3 separate regions of the Homo sapiens genome follow, and regions 1 and 2 are each linked to region 3. Evidence: chromatin loops called from intact Hi-C (ENCODE). Cell type or tissue: heart left ventricle. All regions are shown on one strand. Each heading gives the region's core, and the rest is flanking DNA. Links, peaks and the distances in the headings are about the cores only.

The links. Peaks named below come from ENCODE experiments on the same cell type or tissue, not always from the same donor. Only the 100,000 strongest peaks of a DNase experiment are listed, where the experiment ranks them.
Region 1: a loop joins it to region 3, with 2.7 times the contacts of the local background. A loop is called at or near these places in 31 of 110 quality-filtered maps.
Region 2: a loop joins it to region 3, with 4 times the contacts of the local background. A loop is called at or near these places in 54 of 110 quality-filtered maps.

What each region holds. Positions count from the first base shown.
Region 1 is chr1:33,453,648-33,457,975 of GRCh38, forward strand. No RefSeq gene overlaps it. Among named protein-coding and RNA genes, the nearest start is that of ZSCAN20, 17 kb to the right of the region's middle. RefSeq lists an enhancer at 1,221-1,720. In heart left ventricle, for the core only: a CTCF peak has its summit at 2,382 (motif pointing left); no DNase peak of the experiment used is centred there; H3K27ac peaks cover 1,036 bases.
Region 2 is chr1:33,366,896-33,369,395 of GRCh38, forward strand. PHC2 (polyhomeotic homolog 2) reads right to left here. Exons shown (of 15, transcript NM_001385109.1): 6 at 1,641-1,727; 7 at 221-533. Among named protein-coding and RNA genes, the nearest start is that of PHC2-AS1, 18 kb to the left of the region's middle. RefSeq lists an enhancer at 1-743. In heart left ventricle, for the core only: CTCF peaks have their summits at 1,057 (motif pointing left) and 1,267; a DNase peak (open chromatin) is centred at 1,046; H3K27ac peaks cover 1,199 bases.
Region 3 is chr1:33,219,060-33,223,387 of GRCh38, forward strand. It overlaps a transcript of ZNF362 not described here. Among named protein-coding and RNA genes, the nearest start is that of ZNF362, 35 kb to the right of the region's middle. RefSeq lists enhancers at 349-949, 1,084-1,868. In heart left ventricle, for the core only: no CTCF peak of the experiment used is centred there; a DNase peak (open chromatin) is centred at 2,240.

The DNA.
Region 1 (4,328 bases), core at 981-3,480, 230 kb after region 3:
AGCAGCAATAGGAAACTAATACATGTAGTTATTATTAGGTCTCTCAAACATATTAGGGACTCAGTAAATAGTAGCTGAATGAATGAAGGAGTCTGGAATGAACAACAGAACTCAGCAGAGGATCTGAGGAATGGAGGTGGGTTGTGGCTCTGGGTCCAATATCTGTATGTATCTGTAGATGTGGGGAAAAATAGCCATCTTTCTAGATAATGTACCACCTCAGGACTTGAGCAATTCTGCTGTGGTTCTCCTCTAAGGGGAGGTAGATCAGTTTCTCTATCCTTTTTGGAATAAAAAGGCAAGGCCCAGGATCAGGGTCCCAGGCATTGATTTGCGAGGGGTGTCAGGCAGCAGTTATACAGAACTTGAAGAGGTACCTTAGAGCAAGTGGTGCCATATGAACATCCACCACGTGGAGCACCAGAGTGAAGTCAAAGGCCATCGTGGAAGAGGTGGCGTGAGCAGTGGCCCTGCCTGGCCTAGACAGTGCAGGAATTCCCAAAGACACTGAGGGGCAAAGCAACCTCGTGATGGTTCTGAGCCCTGCAGTTACCTGGTTTGTGCGTGGGGCAATACTGAGCTAGCATGATGTGTGTCCACATGCTATTGTGGCCTCGTTCGAATGAATGAGGTCTATGGCCTCGAGATCAACGCTGTAATACAAAGGGAAGGAGCATGTTACGGATCATATTGTATTCCCCCAAAAAAGATGTGTTGGAGTCCTGACTCCAGCACCTCAAAATGTGACCTTATTTGGAGGTAGTCTTTGCAGAGGCAATTAAAATGAAGTCATTAGGGTGGACCCTAATCCAATATGATCAGTGTCCTTATAAAAAGGGTCAGTTTGAACCCAAAGCTAGGCCACATGGAGGGAAGACCATGTGAAGGGAAGCAGGGAGAAGATGAACATTGACAAGCTAAGGAGAGAGGCCTGGAACAGAGCCTTTCCGCACAGCCCCCAGAAGGAACCGAGCCTTCTGACACCCTGATCTCAGACTTCCAGCCTTCCAAACTGTGAGAGAATACATTTCTGTTATTTAAGCCACCCAGGGAGTGGAACTTTGTTACCGCAGCCCTGGAAAACAAATGCAGAGCCATTCTCCCCTGTTCTGCTTCCTGGCACTACGCACCATCTTGGGGGCTCGGAGAGCTGTGAGGTCTGGCAGGTGAAGGACCAGGCACCCCATGGAGCAGCAGGAAGTGGCAGCTGTGCATGCTCTGCCCAGCAGCAGAGTGGGAGCAGCATACTGCCTGGGCTCCCTGGCAGCATGGCTGCAGGCATCTGCAGAGATCAGCTGTGCCTTGCAGGAGCAGCTGTGTGAAATCAGGCTCAGAAGGGTGGATAAGCTCCACAGAGGAGTGTGGAGAGACCCTGGGGGTCAGCAAGGCAGTGGGGCTACTGTGGGAATGGACTTGCTTTTAGCATAAGTGAGACATGCCCTGGGATAAACTTGGTGGGTGACTCACACCTATAATTGCAGCACTTTGGGAGACCGAGGCGGGCAGATCACTTGAGGTCAGGAGTTTGAGACCGGCCTGACCAACATGGTGAAACCATGTCTCTACCAAACAAAATAAATAAAAAAGAAAAAAAATACAAAAATTAGCCGGGCGTGGTGGCAGGTACCTGTAATCCCAGCTACTTGGGAGGCTGAGACATGAGAATCACTTGAACCCAGGAGGCAGAGGTTGCAGTGAGCCGAGATCGTGCCACTGCACTTGAGCCTGGGTGATAGAGCGAGACTCCATCTCAAAACAAAAACAAAAACAAAAACACACACACACACACACAAAACAAAAAACAAAACTTGGTGGGAACACTTTCCAGGGGGCTGGAGATGATCTGATTACTGAAAATTGCTTTCACAAACTCCCACAGATTGTCCCGACCCCTCCTCCCCTCTCCTCCTCTCCTCCCTCTCCATCAGCCACTGGAGGTACCACCTCTCCTCCGCCTTCTCCCATCTTCTGGGACTTCAGTGCTAAAAGTCACTGTGCCCTGCATATTTCTGGGAAGTGCTCTCCCCTCCCCGCAGATCTCAAGCCTTTAGGGAAGTGGAAAGAAGCTCTTCCTACAAGAAGGTTTTGGATCCTGTTTTAGATGAGACTGGGTGAAGTGAGGCCCAGAGGAGAGGGAAGGAGGTGGCTGGGAATTGACGTCCGGGGGGCCACGGAGGAAAAAGTGGTTTAGACAGAAGGAACAGTATGAGAAAAGACACAGAGGCATAGGTGGGTGCAGCATGTTGAAGAAGTTCAATGCTGTGGTAGAGAGAGAGAGAGAGAGAGAGAGAGAGAGAGCGTGAGGATCTGACATAAGATGGGCAGGAGGAAATAAGGGGCCAGATATGACTGTAGTGCCACCTGGTGCTGGAAGGAGTCAGAGCCTGGCCTGAGATGACATTCTGCTCTGGAAGACTTAACTGGAGTCACTAGTGAGTAGCTCAGGATGCCTACCAACTAATGAGCCATTTCTGTAGCTGGCTTTCCAGTGTACAAAATGCTTTAGCAATTTCCCAGTGTTCCAACTCCCTACTGCTGTATAACACACAACCCAAAAGAGCAGCATCCATTTGCCCTCAGACCTGTAACCTGGGCAGGACTTGGCAGGAACATTTCATGTCTGCTCCATCTGGCATTTGCTGGGACAACTGGAATCACCTGAGGGCTGTCACTCACAAGTCTGGCAGTGGATGCTGGAACCTTAGCTGGTGCTGTGAGATAGAACACCTCCATGTGGCCTCTCCTTGTGGCCTGGACTTTTTCACAACATAGTGGCTGGGTTCCCGGGGCGAGTGTCCTCAGAGTGAGAGCCAGGAGGAAGTTTTTCTAAGTTGGCCTTGGAAGTCTTTTTGTACCACCTCTGCCGCATTCCACTCATTAGCAGCCGGTCACTAAGGCCTGCTTGTATGCAAAGGGAGAGGAATTGGACATCACCGTTTTTTAAGGGGAAAATCAAAAAATTGTGGACATGTTTTAAAATCGCCATGCCCTGTGAAGTAGGCTCTGTTATCTCTGTATTCCAGAGAGGCTGGGTGACTCACCAAGATCACACAGCCACCAAGAGGTGGACGTAGTTCTAACCACAACATACATACATACATGCACATATGAAATGTGCCACATACATGTATACACATACACACATGTGCACACAGGTATCAAGTGCCTCCTATGCCTAGCACTTTGCGTCATTTGACACAGCCACTTGGTATATAATAGTCATTTTGTTTTGTTTTGTTTTATTTATTTATTTTGAGACAGGGTCTCACTCTGTCATCCAGGCTGGAGGGCAATGGTGCAATCACAGCTCACTGCAGGGTCTATCTCCTGGGCTCAAGTGATTCTCCCACCTCAGCCTCCTGAGTAGCTGGGACTACAGGCATGTGCCACCACGCCCAGAAAATTTTTGTATGTTTTTGTAGAGATGGGACTTCACCATGTTACTCAGGCTAGTCTCAAACTCCTGGGCTCAAGCAATTTACCTGCCTTGGCCTCACAAGATGCTGGGATTATAGGCATGAGGCACCACCCCTGGCCTATAACAGTCATTTTAAACTGAGTACTTTAAAAGTTGAACTAATTCTTCTAAATCTGTTCTCCCACAGTCTTGGCATCATCCTTGACTTCTCTTTCCTCACACCCCACGTCCAACTCATCAGCCAATGCTGTCAGTTCCATCTTCAAAATATATCCAGAATTTAACCATGTCTTAACCTCTTAATCCCAAGTCTATCACCAGGGTTCAAGCCCACATTATCTTACACCTGACTTAATGCAACAACTCCTCACTTATCCCTCTGCTTCTGTCCTCATGCAACCACCACTATCCCCAGCAATTCTGCTCTTATCATAGCAGCCCGAATGATTCTTTGATAGTATAAACAGGCTTGTGTCACTCCTCTGATGAAAACCCTCTAATGACCCCATATCTCATACAGAATAAAAGCCAGAGTCCTGACAACAGTCTACGGCGCCACCCTGAGCGGCTATGCCCTGCAGATGTCTCTGATTTCATCCGCTATCCCTCTTCTGGCTCATTCCACTTTAGCCGCCCTGGCCTCCTGGCTTCCACCTCCCACCTTAGGGCCTTTGCACTTGCTGCTTCCTCTGCCAGAGAGATGGGTGGTTCCCTCTCCATTCTTCAAGCTTCTGTTCAAATGTCACCTCACTAGAGAGGTCTTCTTAGACACATTACTTAAAATTCTACCTTGATTCCTACCCTTGTTTCTCCCCATCCACCTTCATTGCTTTATTTTTCTTTCTTTCTTTTTTTTTTTTTTGAGATGGAGTCTCGCTCTATCACCCAGGCTGGAGTGCAGTGGCGCAAT
Region 2 (2,500 bases), core at 1-2,500, 150 kb after region 3:
TCCTTTATTCCAACTAACATGGCTGCCCTGCGTAAAGTTAGACCAGAAGCATGGCACAGAGCCAGGAGCTGATGGACATTTTGAGATAGGGAGGGAGGAGAGAGAGATCCATGGCTGGTATCTTTGCAAATCCATGGGAAAAAGGAAAGTGTGAAAGTCTCCTCCTGACTCACGGCCCTGAGTTTTCTGGGAAAGGATTCCTGCTTCCTGAAGACCTTACCTGGTGCAATGAGGGGGTGGGCAGCCACAGCAGGAACCGTCCGGCTGAGCCCAGCCCGGCCTTCCATGCTCCCTGGCACACTGCTGTTGCCATCTCCTTTCTTGTGTGGCTCCATCACACTGTCAGCTATGCCAGGCTTGGCACCTGCAGGGGAAGCCTGAGCAGTATTTCTGCTCTGTGCTGGGGTAGGCAGAGGCTGGCTACCGCCCGGCGTGGGTTTCAGGGCCAAGCTGGGCAGGACAGGCTGAGTGGGGGTGGGGCCCGAGGCTGCTGCCGCTGGTGTCTGCTGTGTTCGGAGGGTCAAGTTCTGTACCTGGAAAAGAGGGGTCTGTGGGAGTCCAGAGAATGTGGCAGGAGCAATGCCAGTATACAACTAAGAGGGAGAGAGGGATGGATCCAGGAATGGCTGAATAGAACAGGAGGTTGTCAAATCAGAGAGAGAGAATGTGTTAGGGGCTAGAAGAGGAACCAGAAGCACGTGGAGTTGCTAAAGAGGGCCAGAGGGTTCGCTGTGACTGCATCCAGCAGCAGAAGAGGCTGAGTTCTGAGAAGGACCTGCTGCCCAGCTGGGCGGGCAGGGGTGGGGAGGCCAGGCTCTGTCCCTTCTGTTGCCCTCCCTCCTCCCCAACACTTTCAGGATTGGATGCACACCACCCAGAAATAATTCCCAGTGAGGGGGAGCATGGGGCTTCCCACACTGGAAAAGGCCAGGGCAAAAGTGGAAGTTAACTGACCAGGAAGGCCACCGGGCAAATATCTTGTCTCAGAATAAGGTTGCCACCGGCTCTTCCAAGACGGCCGGCATGCTTACTCAGCCCGGTCCCTGGCGCCCTCTGCTGGACACAGGGAGGCTGTGCCAGACTCTGAAAATCCGGCTACCAGCCCTGTCCCATCACCCTCCCCATTCCGTAGATGAGGATGGGGAGATGCGAGTGCTAGGGGTTCCTTCCCCGGCTGCCCACAGAATCTTCCCAGCCACGGTAGTATCTGTGCGCTCCTAGCAGAGCAGGACACGTCTCTGCTCCCTCTTACATGTCATTTTTCTCGAGTCCTAGCAGCACTACCGTGTGTAACCGGAGCGGGACTTTCCACTTATGAAGCAGCAGCAGCCAGACCAGCTATGCTGGGGCAGGTGTAAAGTATGGAGGGTAGCACAGCCCACCCCTCCCTGGCAAATCATGCTGGCCTCAGCAGGCTGCCCTCTGGCTCCTGACCTGTGTTTGAGGGAACGAAACAGAGCCAGGAGGGACTGAGGCCTTCTGGAACAGGGTAGACGCGCAGGCCTGGGGGCATTGGGGTGTCCTGTCTCCCGCCTGCTTTCCTAGCTGATCCCGGCCTCTCCTTGTGCCCCTCCCCAGTATCAGTGCCCCTCTACAGGGGTGCCCACCCCCCTGCCCTCCCACAAGCATGGAGTCCTCACCTGGGCGGGGGTGGGGGGCCGGGCGGGGGAGCCAGTGCCGAGCTCAGGCTGCACAGTAGCGACGGTGGCCGTGGGCGTGAAGATGAGCTGAGGGGACAAAGGAACAGTGCCGCCTAGGCTCCTAGCTACCTGCACCAGGTTACCTGGCTGGGCCTGGAATCACAGGAAACGAGGCGCCTTTTACCTGCTCGATGTGGACTCAGCCACAGGACACAACTGTTTAGCCCAGGAGCGGCTATGAGGAAGGGCAGGACAGTAGAAGCAGAAAGGAAGGGGGAGTCCAAGGGGAGCGCCTGCCTTTCTCTAGAGGCTCGTTGCATCCTGACCCAGGCTGGGTGCAGGGGTGGGTGGGGAGAGCCGCTCTGGGGCTACACCAAAGCCGAGTTCCCTTCAGAACCCTCTGTGAGGGGCTCATCCTAGAGGAGACCGATATCCCCAGGATACGCTGAAGCCACCACCTCCTTAGCGTCCTGGGAAGCGAGATGGATGCCCTAGGACCACCTTCCAGGTCTAACCCACTGCTGAACCCAGGGCTGAGCCAAGATGAGACTGCCCTCCAGGGGATCAAGTTCGATGTATCCTTTTGGTCATTTTCTAGTCAAAGTTAGATTCAGAGGGGCCTAGAGACAACAACAGCAGAGGAAGCGGACCGCCTGGAGCCGTCCTCATGTCTGAATCCCATCCTGCAGGGTGCAGGATCCATGGTGTTCTCTGCATGACACCTCGACCTCCGTGGGAGTCTAGCTCTGCATCAGTGTGGATGTGCTGGTGCCTTGACAGGGTGCTTTCCCTAGAACTCTGCGATAGCGCAGCTGTGCTTTTTCCTCTGTGGGTGTATGCCCTGCTCTGGGGAGGGAGGC
Region 3 (4,328 bases), core at 880-3,379:
CCAAACACAAATTATTTCCCCTTAGTCTCTAGAGATAACCTCTAAACATTGAAGAGAATCAGGCTCTGAAGTTAGACTGGAGTTCAAAATCCAACTCTGTCATCTCCTGGCTGGGGGCTGGGTGTGACATTCATGACCTCTGTACCCTCAATTTCCCCATCTGTGAAATGGGTCCAGTGGTACCCACCTTCACTGGGTATGATGACGGTAAAGTGTACGGTTGGCGCTCAGTGAGTGTGAGCCCACAGTGGGCCTGCCCAGCCCACTTCCCAACCTCTGCCCGCCATTCATTCATCGGCGGACCAGAGACAAGTTGGCTCCTGCTGTCTCAAGCCTGCCCACATGTTTGATTAATTCTGTGTCTAAGAAAGATTCACTGGGTAGTATGGAGGGAGATTGCAGGGCAGGAGCCCAGCGAGGAAGGGGAGGACTCGTGAAGACCTAACCAGGTAGCATGGGCAGCAGGGCCCAACAGGAAGATATGGTGTTCCCAGGCAGAAAAGGCCAGCACATGGCCGTGGGTGAGATGTGCTGGCCAGGAGAGGGGTGAGACGGGGCATGCCCAGGTTTCCTATCTGAGGGACTGTGTGGACAGCCAAGGAGTAGGGGCAGTTTTGACATGGGGTAAGTTCTGCTTGAATTCTGCTGAGTTTGAGGTGCTGGAGGGACTTCCAGGATGCTTTCAGCAGTGGCAAATCACAGCTCTAGCCTGACCTCTCCCCATCTCTCACACCTGAAAAACCTGGGTCTATCCCTGCCCAGGGATCAGAGCTGCTCTAGACTAATTCAAGCCAAGGGAGGAAATTGTTTCTGTCCTTACTTCCTTTCCCGTCTTCCTCCTTGCTACCCCAACTCCCCCTAGATACCCTTTTCCAGCTCAGGGCCCCCTACTCCTCCCTTATACTGGGAACAAGGCATGGCCGAAGAGGCCCCTGGCTCAGAAGGGGAAACTGGAAAAATGGGTTTCTGATGGGCATGACTATGGCCTGGGGGTGGATGAATCATCAGAGCCAGCAGAGGGAGAGCGCAGTGGAGCAGAAGGTGAGTGCTGGGCCCAGGCCCCGGAGGCTGTGGGCTTTGTAGGGAAGGAAAGGTGGGCAGGGAAGGGGTTGTAAGGTCACAGGACTCTGCAGTGGGGGGTTTGGGGGCCTGTCCTGAGTTTCCCTCAATCTCCAATCTGGTGCCATGGCTAAGGCAGGATTATAGACTTCTATTCCATTGTTTTTATTAATAATGATAGCAATAACAGCTGTTTGTAGATTGCTTACCATATGCTGGGCCTCCTGCTAAACTCTTTACAAGCATTACATCCTCTAACCCTCAGTTACCTTGTGATTGATCTCCACTTTAAGATGTGGACGCAGAAGCTCAGAGAGGTTAAGCCACTTGTCCTAGGCCACACTGAGGAGTCAGGGAGTCAGGGCAGAGCCATCTGTTTGTCCCCAGTTCCTTCAAACCCACCCCCCTACAGTCATGTTGGACTATGTCATGCACCCACCAGAAGGTGCCTCTGTGGGTGTGGAGGCGCCATCTGTGGCTGATTTGTCCTGAGGGCAGGCCTCAGGAGTCTGTCTGGCTTGCAGCATCGCAGGCCTGGGTTCTACCACTGCCCAGCCAGGCCTGACTATGACTTGGGTGAGTTCCTTTTGCTCTCTGGTCCTCAGTTTCCCCATCTGTCCAACAGTGTTTTCCAACATGGGGTCCCAGGAACCCAGAGTCTTTGGAGCTATAATCTGGGTGAAGCAACCCAGCGGGTGTGGGTACATTCAGCCACCGTTAGGTCACCCTATAGCCATGGTTCTCCTAATGCCACGAATTCTGGGCAAGTTCTTTGAATTTGTGGGTTTCGTAGGGAGGAAAGGAATGAAACTGGTTGATGCTCTGTGGGGAATGTGGAAGGGTGTGGCCCATCAGATTGACAGGGCAAGGGTCAGCAGAAAGAGGGTGGCAGGGCTCCTTGGGGTTCCTTAAAGTTGTGCTGTTCTGTGAAGAAGAGACAGGGCCATGTGTGTATGTGAAGGGTGGTGCTGGGGGGCGGGGTGCCGACCATCAGCCCGAGGCGTGGAGGGCAAGACCCGGTGTTTCTCTCCTAACCCTGGGATTGGCAGTGGGTGGTGGGTGTGGCTTCTGGAATCCTATCAATCCCTCCGGAATGTAAGAGGCTTAAGCAAACCCCAGCCGCAGGCAGAGGAGTGAGGTACGGGCCAGGACCTGTCCTGACTGTGGGTGGGGATCCTGGGAAGGGCCCCCATCAGGCAGGCTTGGGCTGAAGCCAGGTTTGGGGTGGGCCTGCCCAAGGAAACTGCACAGTGAGTTTCAGGCACCCCTGTCCCAAACTGGCTTTTCCTCCCTGCTGCCAGGAACCAGTCCAGCCTCACTCCTCCACACCCACATCACCAAGATTATACCCACAGGGTTGCTGCCGTCTTTGTATATCCATAGTTTTCAAAACATAGAGTGCCCAAACTATACCAGGCATTTCTCATCAAGATCTTATTTAATCCTCACAGCTTGCGCAAGTATATATTTGTAATCACTAGTTTTTACATAAGGAAAATAAGTCTCAGAGAGGTTAAGTGAGCTGTCCAAGGTCAAGCAACTACTAAATGTCAGAGCCAGGTACTGGCTCATTCCAAAGACAATTCATTTTTCATTTCACTAAGCTGGTGTTTCAGAGGGAGTAAGAACTGGTCCTTAACTTTAAGGTGTGTCTGATCTGTTCCTAGAGGGTTAAACAGATGGATAATCTCACCCAGCATGAACGATGGGGCAGTAGGATGCAGTGGATGGGCAGTAGGATGCAGTGGATAGGCTGTGGGAAGGCTGCCTTTCTTCCTACTGTAGACAGTTTCCTCCATGGGTGGAGGATTAAATCATCCCAGCAAAGAAGGTAGAGAGAAAAAGGAGAAGCAGGTGGAGGAGGAAGAGGGCGACAAGGAGACAGAAAGAAAGAGTGAGGTAGTATGTGTGTTCTGAGGACAGTTACGGTGCCCAGTATAGGTTCATGAGCTGTCCATGAGCCTGTATTTCCCAAGAGTACTAGCCAACAATTTCTCATGTTTGCTTAAGCCAGTTTGACACTTGCAACCAAAAGCCATCAAATTAATGCTGTTTGTATACCATGGAAATGGCATCAGAATGGAATGCTTGACCTTTATCTCCAAAACTATACCTTCCCCATACTTCCCCATCTCCATCCATCCAATTGCTCAAGTCCTTTTGGCCCCCCACCAACCCTATTTCTAACCTAGAAACAAGCCCTGTACATCCTACCTCCAAAATATATCTCAGATCCATCTATTTCTCTTCATTTGCAGTGCACCCTAGTCCAGGCTGCCAGCATCTCTCATCTACATTACTGCAAATAGTCATATCACTGATCTCCTTGCTTCAAGTTTTGCTTCCCATGAATATTTCTCCACATTCGCCAGAGTGATCTTTTAAAAACATGAATCACATCATGCCACTGCTTGTGTAAAATTTTCCAGTAATTTCCTACTGTGCCTGAAATCCACACTCTTTGCCAGGACTTCTAATAGCTAGCTGTTATCTACCTTGTAGTGTCATCCTGCCTTCTTTCTATTGCACAAAGCTACCAAGCTCATTTCAGCCTCAGGGCACTTGCATTTGCTGCTTAATCTGTCTGGAAGAACCTACATCTTCACATGGCTGTTTCCTTCTCATCATTCAGTTTGGCAGTCAAGTGTTACCTCTCATAGAGGCCTTCTTTGAGTACCCTAGTGATGTGGTTTGGCTGTGTCCCCACCCAAATCTCATCTTGAATTCCCATGTGTTGTGAGAGGGACCTGGTGGGAGGTAATTGAATCATGGGGGCAGGTCTTTTCTGTGCTGTTCTCTTGAGAGTGAATAAGTCTCATGAGATCTGATGGTTTTAAAAACAGGAGTTTCCCAGCTGGGCACGGTGGCTCATGTCTGTAATCCCAGCACTTTGGGAGGCTGAGGTGGGTGGATCACGAGGTCAGGAGATCAAGACCATCCTGGACAACATGGTGAAACCCCGTCTCTACTAAAAATACAAAAATTAGCTGGGTGTTGTGGCGTGTGCCTGTAGTCCCAGCTACTCAGGAGGCTGAGGCAGGAGAATCACTTGAACCCAGGAAGCAGAGCTTGCAGTGAGCCGAGATTGAGCCACTGCACTCCAGCCTGGTGATAGAGCAAGATTCTGTCTCAAAAAAACAAAAACCAAAAAACAAAAAAACACAGGAGTTTCCCTGCACAAGCTCTCTTCTCTTGTCTGCTGCCCTGTGAGATGTGCCTTTTACCTTCTGCCATGATTGTGAGGCCTCCCCACCCACGTGGAACTGTAA